Regions from separate parts of the Homo sapiens genome. Here region 1 is linked to region 2. A link is an interaction called in ENCODE POLR2A ChIA-PET data of the cell type or tissue named here. Cell type or tissue: PC-3. All regions are shown on one strand. Each heading gives the region's core, and the rest is flanking DNA. Links, peaks and the distances in the headings are about the cores only.

The links. ChIA-PET counts read pairs that join two places held together with the same protein. Peaks named below come from ENCODE experiments on the same cell type or tissue, not always from the same donor. Only the 100,000 strongest peaks of a DNase experiment are listed, where the experiment ranks them.
Region 1: POLR2A ChIA-PET joins it to region 2 with 5 read pairs; 3 of 35 experiments call an interaction of 5 or more read pairs at or near these places.

Annotation. Positions count from the first base shown.
Region 1 is chr2:188,301,258-188,307,536 of GRCh38, forward strand. The region is part of intron 1 of GULP1 (GULP PTB domain containing engulfment adaptor 1); the gene reads left to right. Among named protein-coding and RNA genes, the nearest start is that of MIR561, 6.9 kb to the left of the region's middle. RefSeq lists enhancers at 1,953-2,870, 2,871-3,788. In PC-3, for the core only: no CTCF peak of the experiment used is centred there; a DNase peak (open chromatin) is centred at 2,634; H3K27ac peaks cover 472 bases.
Region 2 is chr2:188,472,742-188,479,020 of GRCh38, forward strand. It overlaps GULP1 (GULP PTB domain containing engulfment adaptor 1), which reads left to right. Exons shown (of 12, transcript NM_016315.4): 3 at 4,918-4,989. The coding sequence starts at 4,962. Among named protein-coding and RNA genes, the nearest start is that of MIR561, 180 kb to the left of the region's middle. In PC-3, for the core only: no CTCF peak of the experiment used is centred there; a DNase peak (open chromatin) is centred at 3,440.

The sequences.
Region 1 (6,279 bases), core at 675-5,674, 170 kb before region 2:
AAACAATTCTCTGGCTTTGACCTGCCAATGTGCTGGTATTACAGGTGTGAGCACTGTACTTGGCTCCAAGTTCCCTTTTAATGACAATGACATTGGGTTAAACCAGGTGTGATTTTGTACCTGAAGTTAACTCTTCTTTCCGTTTCTTGCATTTCCATTTGTAAGAAGCATGTTTTCACTTTTGAGAGCTATATCACCTTCCTTGTACTGTGGCATAAATTATTGATAGTCCACTAAAATCTATTCCTTATTCTTCTTTTCCCTGGTATTATTCAAATGTCCACTCTTTCCCACATAACTCAGGGGAAGTCAATCCTACTCCTAATTCAAGGGAATTTTAGATTAGGTTCAGCTAAAAATCTTGGTGTTTCTATGCCCCTTGGCAGTGATTGTTCCTTGTCCCAGTTTTAGTCATATGTCACATGTCAGGTGAAATGAGAGGACTAAGGGGAATGGGTAGAAAAGATTTAGTTCCACTTAGCAAGGGAACATTGGATGAGAAAGCACATGTTGGCTTTTGATATTTGTCCTATCTGGAATACATGCTTCTTCAAATTGCTACAGGGATCATCTTTTGTCACGAGGAGATTCAGCTTGAGGGCAAAACAAATGCCTTAAAATGGCAGAAAAAATATAAAACCTTGGGTACTTGATGGAATCATTGGGTTCTTGACTCCCTACTATATTTCTGGATTTACTGCTGTGTGAGATAATGAATTTCTTTCTTTTTCAAACCAACTTGAATAAAATATTTGGCTACTTAAAATAGTATCCTAATTATAGCCATTATTAAATGATATCTTAATTTTGTAAATAAAAGTTTTAGAAGTAGTAATTTAGATTATTGAAGAAACTTTACAGACTACTTGGGTTTTGTAAATTTTAGATATGGTTAGTGCTATTAGTCTATAAAAACTTATTATTCAAATCACCATGCATTAAGTTTTTAATACAGTAGATAAGTCAATCATCTTATTAACTAGATTTATTTTAAAATGAATAAATTATGCAGGAGGTAGAGGCTAGCAAAACTAGGAATAATCTAACAAGCTCAGACAATAGAGAACTAAATTTAAAATTTTTTGAAATATAAATTCATAATCTAATCAGTTCACAAAATTATACCACTATTTATTGGCTGTGTGGTATCTTTAGTGTATTGAAAACATTAAATATACATAAAGAAATATTGAAGCAATTTCAGTGCCTGGTCTGAGTAATTTAAAACTTACAGTGTGATGTTAAGACTAATTAGTAACTATTTAAATATAGAAGATAAAGCTGATAAAAGTAAAATTTTAAAAAATGGTAAACTATAGTTCCACTCACAGAGGTATAAAAAAATACAGACATACAGTAAACTTTTAAGTAAGAGCTAGTGACAAAGATTTTCTCCTTGACCAAATCCTGGTCAGGCTCTTGTGCGTCCTCTTCTCAACCAGGCCTTGACTTTTGGGCTTCTGTGTTCTGATCTGCATTGCCAAATTTAGCAAGAATCCTGCTAAGTGTCTTTGGCCATCCTCAATATTTGACCACTCTATATCTAATGAGGGTCCTCACCTTCCACCATTTCCCAGATGATATCTCATCACCCTAACCTTCATTCAGCAAGAATCCTGACTAGTAATTTTTCTTCCACTGTCTTACATCCTGCTATTTGGCTACAAATTCCTACTTTTTCTTGTAGTATTTGAAGTTGAGCCTAATTTTTCTTACTCACTGCAAAAACCCCATTGCAATGGTCCCAACGCCTGTTATGATGGTCCTGAATAAAGTTTGCCTTCCTGTTCTTTAATAATGTCATGAATCATTTTTTTCAACACTAATTTTATAAAACTCTAGTTCACTGGAACCATTAGCAATTTAATCTTTTTCTGCCACCAAGTTCTTGACCTGACCCAGCCTTTACAATGACTTAGCAGTATGCATATTGGTTTTTGTAATGTGCTCTAATCAAAGTAGGGAGATATATATCTCTTTGTCTTTTTGCCCTGAAGGTGGTAGGAATAACCCAAATCTGAGAATTGACAAGAGCAGGGATGAAATATATTTTGGAGTATTATTGCTCGCTTTAGCTGAAATAGTTAACCAAGTAGTTTAAGCAGGAGGTGGAGGCAAGCAGAACTAGGACTAACCTAACCTGCTGAAAGAATAGGCAAAGTGTCATAATGGGCAGGTTTGCTGGGAATGAGGGATGTGAGAAATAAAAAGCCAGAGGTTGTGTGGGCAGTGCACTTGAAGAGAGTTGGTGAAACTGTAGGTAGGAATGTTACAGATGCTGAAAGTCTGCAGTAAAGCTGTGTGGCAACCAGGTCATTGGTCAAGACTGAGAAAGGCTAATGTATTAGAACTGGTATCAGTATGGGTGTTAAAAGCATGGAGATTGGGTTGGAGGGAAACATAGCCAATAACTGGAATACCTAAGGAAAGTGAAAGAGACATTAGAGAAGCAGTTATTGATGGCGACATTTGAAGTAACAAGACCTCCTACATTACTGTGATTGACTTGTGCATATTAGTTTTTTTGCATAAGAATGCAATAAACATGCTTGAGATGCTTGCTTTATGAGATCATGACCTTCATTCATGGCAACTAAGGAAGTCACCACACTGGGGAAGCTAGGCAAGGGAGACCAGAGAATACAAAGTGCTGCAATTCTCAGAGGATTACTGTTCTTTTGGAAATGATTGTTTAGAGATTGTCCTGGGGCCCCCCTCTGCCCTTACAGAATAGGAGTACCCTCTGGCGACCTTTGCTTGTTTTAAAAGGGAGCCACATTCTTGTGGGTTTTTGAATGAGAATAAATGCTGCTTGGTATGGAAATTACCATAAAGGAACTCTGCTTATGGAAGAGTTTGGAAATTATAGTAGAAAATATAACTTGGCTCACAGCAGATATAAAATGAGGGAAAGGATGTATATCTAGATAATTCAATTTCCAACTCCCACTTGTGCTGAAATAATCAGATAAAGTAAAAATAGCACCCTTCCTTAATTTGTCTCTTTCTGTCTATTAAGATCTTCATAAGATTCATAAGATTCATATTAACATCTTCATAAGATTTCTCTAATCTATTTTCTTATACCTATGAGTTGACACCAAAATGGATTTTTCGAACCAGAGAGTAAAGATACAAAGAATAGTATTTAGAGTGCTATGTCCTAAGCATCATGTTAAATGTTTTTTACAATTTACAAATGGTAAAGAAACTTGTCTAAGTATCCACAGCCAGCAAACAGTGGAACCAGGGCAATTGGTAGGATGGGAAGTAATGCGTCTCAACCACCATACTAGCTGAAAAAGTGTGCTGTTGAATGCCAACTGGACAGTTAGGCCACCTTTGTAGCTGTCTTTACAAGTGAGAATGTAACACCTTTGAATTACCTGACTTCCTAGATTCCTGGCAGATGCTCGATTCCTTCTTTTTTGTCCCTCTGATGGCACAATGAGCTACTTATTTCCTGCTCTTAGGCATAGCTACTTGTACCTCCTGTGTGATAAGACATTTGTTCATTTTATCCTCTTCAGTCAGATAAAGCATAAAAATTAATGCATTGTTTAAGGAAAAACTCTCAAACTATGTTTTTCCTCTGCTCTCATACAACAACAACCAGCACAGATGACTTCTGTGACCAAATATATGGGTTTTTTTCCCCATCAATAAGCAGTGGACAGCAAATGAGTGTCTTCTAATTCAATTCTGACATTATCTCTCTGGAGATAATGTCAGATCTCACAGGTTGAGGGCTCATTCCCCAAGACTGCCCCTCATGCCCCTCCAACACTTGTTGGAAGTCCGGGCCTCTGTAACTTCTGACCCACTGACTTCAAGCTGGAGTTCCCACGATCCCCTCTTTGGATGTGATTAATTCGCTGAAGCAGCTTACAGAACTCAAGGAAACACTTACTTATGTTTACCAGTTTATTATAAAGGATAATAGAAAGGATGCAGATGAAGAGATGCATAGGGCGACGTATAGGGACTTACATGCCTTCCCTGGGTGGGCCACCCTCCAAGAACCTCTACATGTTCAGCTATCCAGAAGGATGCTCTCTGAACCCTTTTTGGGTTTTGAGGAAGGCTTCATTATATAGGCATGATTGACAACCAACAGTGTAGAAATGTGATTGGACAAAGCACATGATCTAAACCCAGAAAGGCCTGTCTGTTCAGACTTTTCTTGGCCCCTCTGTGTAGCATTCCTTCCTTTAGGGTATGGGGGAGGACTCTCTGTAATGAGTGTTTTGATTCACAATCAGATTAGAGTCCTGCTTGGGCAGGTAAAGGAAGGACAGGAGGTCAGAGAGGTTTCCTGAGGCCTAAAGTGCTCCAGCATTATAACAAGGACTATGAAAGTTGGGAGCCAGGAAATGTGGATGAAAAACAATATATAATTATCGTGATACCACATCCATTGACAATGTTTTGTCTGCATATTCCTTTGACTTTTGCCTGATTTGATTTGTCAGGATAGTTAAAATGTTAGGTGAGATAGTCTAATTTCTTCTTTTTAAAAAGATTTTCAAAATTTATTTTCAAGACAGTCTTGTTCTGTCGCCCAGGCTGGAGTGGAGTGGCGCAATCTTGGCTCACTGCTGCCTCTGCCTCCCAGGTTCATGTGAGTCTCCTGCTTCCGTCTCCTGAGTAACTGGGATTGCAGGCATGTGCCACTGCGCCTGGCTAATTTTTGTATTTTTAGTAGAGACGGGGTTTCACCATGTTGGCCAGGCTGGTCTCGAATTCCTGACCTCAAGTGATCCGCCCTCCTCAGCCTCCCAAAGTGCTGGGATTATAGGTGTGAGCCACCGTGCCTGGCCTGATTTCTTCTTAATCCCATTTTTCCTCCTTGGTTTTGTCAAATGATAAGATTTGGGTAAATATAACCTAAGATATAAAATTACTAATATCAATAGTTTCTAATTGTTCAACATGTACTTTTCACTTAAGTATTTGATAACATTTTTCTTCACTGAGAAGATGGACTAGATAACCTCAGAGAACATTTCAGCCCTTAGGGTAGTCTAAAATTTAACTTTAAATAGTTTATTTTCCTTTTTTTAAAAACAAACCTAAAACCAATTTCTTAATCAAAATACCATATTCAAAGTTGTCCTAATTTTGGCAGTTAATTTCATCATTTTGTCTTTCTTTGGTAAGTTAAACTGTTAGACATTTGATCTCTGTGGTATTTGTTGCTGGGGTATTATAAAAACGTTCTCTTGGCAGGGGATTTGACATTCTAGTTGTGAGGGAAGATTTCTTGGTAGAAAGCAATGAGAGTGTGCAGAGAGTGGTTCAAATGTGTAAGCAGGAGGAGAGAATGTATGGTTTAGCTACAGAATAGGAGACTGAAAATAGAGCTAGAGAATAGGGTAGAAAGAGAAGAGGGACTAAAATTGCTGGAGATGAAGCCAGTGAGGCAGGGAGTCATCTGGTCAGACTTTACAATCCAAAGTTTGTACTTCATTCTAAGAGCAATTCAAAACCATTTAACAAAGGTTATAATGGAGTTGGTGACAAAATGTCATCATCTACGTTTTAGAAAGAGCTGAGTTGATGTCTGCCAATATGTCTAGGCAAGAGGGAGTGGAAGCCTAGTTTAGAGGGATGACCATGGGAAATGACTTCATTCCAAGATATTAAAGAAGAAATAATGTTTTGTACTTTTTGTGTATTTGATGACTATCAATAATTGTGGGAGGTAAACAGTAGGATGTAGGCAGGAGAATGGCGTAAATCTGGATTCTAAGTTTTCTGGTTTTGGTAACTTGGGTGTTTGTACCATTTATCAACAGAATAAATACAATAGAAGCAGAATTATTGAAGGAAAATAATGATTTTGTAGGTGGTCAATAAATGATAGCTAGTATTATTATGTCATGAAACTATGATTCTTGGATTTTTATGTTTAAATTTTACAGTATAATTATATGCTGTTTTCATTTTGATTAACAAATATGATATTTTATGAAAATAAATTTATACACAATGATAAATACAGGTAGAACAACTTCAACGTATCATGTAATTTGTGACTTACAAAAGATAAAAATTAGGATACAAAATTAATTTCTGTTTTGACATATCTGCATTAAAAAGTTATATGTTTTCAGAAGAAAATACATACCAGTTTAAAAATATTGTGTAATTTGAAGTGAGATACATCTCCTTTTTCGAGATTTTTTTTTTTACAAATAAAATATGGTAGTAGGAAGTTTACAATGTAAAATATTCATATGAAACAAAATAAGAAAGCCTCAATCCTAAAATTATGTA
Region 2 (6,279 bases), core at 807-5,806:
TGTCTGAAAGGTGACACATCTTTGTTTTTCCAGGATTGTTTTCTCATGCCTGATTTAGTTTATTTGGTGAGGTCATGTTTACCTGGATTGTCCTAGTACTTGTAGATGATTGTCTGTGTCTGGGCATTGAAGAGTTAGGTATTTATTGTAGTCTTTGCAGTCTGCTCTTGTTTGTACCTGTCCTTCTTGGGAAAGCTTTTCAGGTATTCAAAAAGACTTGGATGTTGTGATCTAAGTTGTATCTGCTTTGGGGGGGACCCCAAGCCCAGTAATGCTGTGGTTCTTAGAGACTCATAGAGATACTGCCCTGATGGTCTTGGACAAGATCTGAAAGAATTCTCCAGATCACCATGCAGAGAGTTGACCTCTTCTCTTCTTCTTTTCTTTTTCTTTCAAACAAATGGGGTCTCTCTTTCTCTCTCTCTCTCTCTCTCTCTGTTCTGAACCACCAGAAGTAGGGTGGAGTGACATACTGTGTTGGGTCAGACCTGAAGCCAGAACAGCACTGGTTCTTGCCCAAGACCTGCTGTAACCCCTGGCTATTGCCTGTTTTCTCTCAAGACCATGGGGCTTTACAGTCAGCAGGTGGCAAAGCCAGCTAGGCCTCTGTCCTTCCATTCAGGGCACTGTGTTATCCCAGGCCCCAGGCAGGTCCAGAGTTGCCTATTGGAAGCCGTGAACTAGAGTCAAAACCACTTAGAAGTCTTTCTGGTGTTCTATTGTACTGTGGCTGAGCTGAAACCACAAGACACAGTCCTTCTCAATCTTTCATCCCCTTTCCAAAGGAAGGTATGCCTCACCCCATGGCAACTGTCACTACAGGCCTGCAGTGAGTACTGCCAGCCTACTGCTGATGTTACCTTAAGGTCCGTGGGCTCTTTAGTCAGCTTGTGCTGAATCTTGCCAGTCCTGAGACTCACCCTTCTGGGCAGTGGACTCGCCTCTGGCCAAGGACAGGTCCAGAAATGTTGTGCAAGAGCCCAGTTTTGGAATCAGCAACCCCAAGAGACGAGTTGGTTCTCTACCCCACTGTGGCTGAGCTGGTATCTAGGTGCAAGACAAAGTCCCCTTTACTTTTCCCTCCACTTTTCTCAAGCTGAAGGAGTCTTGCCCCATAGCCACCACAGTTGGGAATGTGCTGAGTCTCACTTGAAGCCAGCAAGCCTCAGAGTCTCACCCAAGTTTCTTGATGTACCACCTGAGTATTACTGCTGGTTATTCAATGCCCAAGGGCTCTTCAGTTAGTAGGTAATGAAGGCTACTAGTACTGAGTTTTTCCTTTCAAGGCAAAGAGAAAGGATTATCTTCTGGTGCAAGATGTCTAGAAATGTTGTATTGGAGCTAGAGCCTGGAACAGGTACCTGATAACTCTGACAGATGCCCTACCCTGCTGTCACTGAGCTGCTATCCAAGATGCAAGACAGAGTCCTTTCCACTCTTCCCTCTTCTCTCCTTGAATGGAAAGAAGGGGTCTCTTTTGGAGCTTAATTGCCTCAGCTTGTGTCTCAGTAGGTCACGTGCCCCAGCATTCTACTAGCTCTGGACCCAGTTCATCACTAGGACTCACCTAAAACTTGCATTGCTTATGGCCTAGACTGCCTTTCCAGTTTATTTGGAGCCCCAGAACACTTTAGCCCACAGTGGCAAGGCTTGTGGTAACTAAAGTTTCGACAGCTGGGATCAGACATATCCCTCTGGCTAAGGCAGTTTTAAAAGCTCCCTCCATGGCCAGGGGTCAGTTGAGTTTGGTGTGGTTTTCCTTTTTGTTATAACAGGATAACACTGAGTTGAACGCCTTACAATTGCTGTGGTCTCCCTTCCCCAGCACTCAGAAATGCTCCTGCTGAGGGTAGGAGAGGAGTGATGCTGGTGATTCAGAACTGTTCCTTCTACCTTTTCAGTGCCTCTTTCAGTGATACTGAGTTAAAACCAGGCACTGTGAGTGCTCATCTGATGTTTGATTCTTGTGAAGGTTCTTTTGTTTGTTTGTTTGGATAGTTGTTAAATTGATGTCTTTGTTGGGGAGACGATTGGTGGAGCCTTCTATTCTGCCATCTTGTTCTGCCTCCCAAAAGTAACAATTTTTTAATAATAGGGAAATGATTCATGCATGTGTTTGTAGTCACTAAAACAATATTTGTGAAAAGTTTCTCTATAAAGAAGGATTTATGTTACACCATAAATTGAGATAAAGTCAATTTACATAGAATTGTATTTCTTAACTTATTCACATTAAAATTTTAACTATATATTTTATTTCAATTATAAAAGTACATTAAAACATGCATTATTAATACATAAAATAAATAGTACATTGAATGCCAACCTAGTGTCACGTATTGTATTATACACGTTGGGGTACTGAACAAAGTAGCTAGTATCTACATACTTTCTGGTGGAGTTGTAAGACGTGTTTTACAAAAAAAGTGTAGAGTGCACATTGCATCAAATAAAATGCTAAGAAGTGGGGTTTGGATAGTTAAATTATAGTTTATTTCAAAAGAATGACTTATCTGATATATATCGACATTTATATCTATGCATTTTGTGAGCAAGCAAAAGTGCTTCTGGTGTTTTAGAGTCATTGTATTATCATGTCATTATATATCCTCCATGTTTGCTCCAATGAACTTTATATAATTATGTGAAGAGTTTTTTTTTGTTGTTATTCTTGTTCCATTTATATGCCCCCAAGTTGTTTATATTTTATTTTTTTAATTTAAAAGCCACGCTATTGTTTAATTTTAAGAATTTTTAAATCATATAGTATTAAACTCCTTTTTTTATATTTCACAATCTTCTTTTGTTGAAAATGTCCACCTCATAGTGATGAAATTTGAGTAGTGGACAGGTATATTAAATTTTGTCTGCTGATTAATAAACTTCATAGTATTTTGTTACTTTATTTTTCCAGAGAAGACAGATTTTACATTTGCATATATTACGTTCTTTTTCTACTAGTTTATTTTTATTTTTTCCTTATTTCTTCAGGATATGCTCAATAAATAACCAGGTCTGTTAAGATATAGGTGAAAAGTGACTTTTGAAATGATACCAAATATATTATATTCTCTGTTGTGTTGTATTCCATTATGTATATACAGTCTGATGGCAAAATCCTCAAAAGAAATTAAGGGTTTTGAAAAAAAAGAGAAGTACAGTAATTGAAAATGCATAATTTCTTGGTCTATTGGTATAATATGTGTGGGAGATAAACAGCCAGCCTCTTGAAAGGACTGCAGTAGAACTAGTTTGCTCAGGCAACAACTAGGTTTCAAGAAGAGCGGCAGAGTGGATAAAATCTTTAGAAAAAATGCGAGTGCATTTTGATAATGATTTACTGTGAATGCCAGATGACACAGTGAAATGTTTCCAGATGATGGGAGAAGTGAAAGATGTGGTTACAGAATGTAATGCATTAGAATTAGATTCTCTGAGTGATGAGAGTAACCTGAGCTGCTTATGTTGACTCACATACTTCGGAATAAAGAATGTGATAAAATTATGAAGGTCTCCTAGCAGGAAGTGGTGGTGAGACTTTGAGACTTAGAGTGGAATGGGGGAAGCTATTTCCAGAATCATGCAGAGCTTTTGGTCTCTCGTGAATTTATCTCTAACAGCTGAGACCTCTAGGCAATAGTGGGCAGAGAGTGGGGAAAGTTTTACCCAGAATTCAGTTACTGTCTTGTCATCTGAAGATGGAACACACCAAACTGGGCTCTTACACCAAGCACATGAGTTTCCTTTGATTTCTGTTGAAGCAGGTCTCTAGGTTATCAAGGAAGAACATTATTAAACAGTTTTATTTAATGTGGTTGAATTCTAAAAATGAAAAAAATGCAAATTTTTAAAAAATAGCAAAATATTTTAATTCTAAAAAGTATTTGTGTTACCCTGTAATATACCTGTAACACTAGTCCTCACAGAAGATAAAGTAGAAGTGAAAGGCTATCTTAATGTCAATTCATGAATATTCTGTTGCTAGAGCAGCAAAGTTATTTCTGAGTGTTGTATCAGTAAGATTAACTATTTTGTGGACCCCAAATATAGATTACAATGCAGTACCAATAAATATTTAATCATAACTTTCTTCTTAGACCTTAATGTGAATTGTCTCTGAGTCTCTGAGGGAATTACTCCAGAAATCTTTTTGTTGTTGTTGTTTTTTACACGAAGTCATTAAATATATAAAATGGAAATATCTCAATTGGACAACAGTACATAAAGTCCTTTACCTAAGCTGCTGAATTTGATGTGTAACCCTCATAGTGAATACACTACAGAACAGGTATTAAGAGGACCTCTTGGATGGATAAATAATGCATATAAAAAGAGCACTAAATTTAGATCCCATGCTATATCTAAGACAAAGATTGTAGCTAATATCTTCTGAGCTCAATATGTACCAAATACTGTGCCAAGTACTTTCATACCTTTCCTAATGTGTAAAACAATCTTAAGTGGTAGGTAATTTTATCCTATGTTTTAACCACTGCTCCTAGTATATCACCTGTCTTTGTGACTTTGTAATAAACACGAAACTCTTCTGGGCCTCAGGTAAATAAAAAGTAAAGTGTTTATATACACACCTCTTGTCAACAAGCTGAGGAAAAAGTATTGATCTTTCTTCTCCTTAAGTTTGCAAATAAATATAGTTAATGATGGATATATAATAGAAAAAAGACAAAATTGAAGAACTTGGGAGGAATTTCTGTGAGACATTCCTATCTGCTTGTGCCACTCACGTTATTAAGTACTTGTGTTTTTTCTTACCCAATGTCCTTTGAGGCATTTTAGAATATTGTTTGTAAATATTTTTAAAAATTTAAAAAGCCTTTATAATTAAAACCACATTAGCAAAAGAGAGGTCAGTCAACAGTCCTTTGTTTATGTTTTAATATTTTGTCACTTTTACAGGATTTAAGTCGTGGAACTGAACATTTATTTGGCTGATCCTCATCATGAACCGTGCTTTTAGCAGGAAGAAAGGTAAGTGTGGTCATTTTTTAAAACTTGGGAGTCAAGCCAATGTTGCTATGAACATAAGCAGCGATGTTAAGAAATCAGTTTTTCTTGTTGTCAAACCACCTGGCCCAGAAATGAAGTTAGATTAGAGCAACACAAATCTGCAAACGTTGCTAATTAGCTTTCCTTAGTTATCACCCTAGTGAAAGATCAAAGTTGTTTATTACACTGAGTTCACAATACATATGTGATAATATGTCGCCTGGCAACTTGAAGCTTGTTGTGAAATTGCAAAGAATAAAATGATCTGAAACTTTGTCCTAACTTTAGCTTATGTAGCCATATAATACTAAATTCCCTGGGCTTACATAAGATTATGGTAACATAAATTCATTCATAATTGTGTGTGTGTGTGTGCACAGGCTTCATGTATCATTGAACAATATGTGAGGATTGGTAGTAGATAGATTGAAAGCAATGAGGCCACAATAAGTTTGTTATTAATTTTTAGGTAGGAATTTAAATAACTACGAATGTAGTATATTATAGTGATCACTATAGGACTGAAAGAAACAGCTAGTTAGATGTTGTTTTTTAATGGGCAGAAAAACATGGCATTTGACAAACTATTTTATGATGCACTTATAAAGAAAGATAGAAAAATAAATATAACTTTGCGTAGGTCAGTGAAGTTTAAATAATGTATCCTTTCCATTCTCAAAGGAGTTCTCTAGTGGAGAGCATGGGGCTCTCTCCTGTTTTACATTATTGATGAATTGGGGAAGAATGCTTAAATAATGATAATCAAATTCATAGGTGATTGAAAGCAAGAAGGTGATGATACATGAATGCTGTAGTAGGATTACAGATGTGTGAGGAAAAAATGACAAGTTAGGCCTTATTCCACACTATAAACTTACTAAGATACTGCAAATTGTCAAACAAGGGCCCAGAAAATCTAATACTTTTATCATGATTCAAATATTGCTGTTATTTGGAAGATGCATCTTGAATGCTGTCAGAGTAAAAATGGCTGAAGAATAAAGTCAACAGTGTGAGTATCAAAGGCTCTGTGTCATTTTCTAATGTATGGATGGATAATGAATAGTCCAGAACTATGACTAGTGTTCTGTTCAGTATCAGGCAGTTGGGCACTGGGTGTTCTCCCTTTAAAAGGTTACAGTGTTAACTGACACATAGTAACGTGCCCAGATGAGAAAGACTGAGATGACTTCAGGACTTTCAGCCATGTAACAGGAAGCATGACTGAGAACCATTCATGTGTTAATGAGAGCTGTCTTTCAATATTTGAAG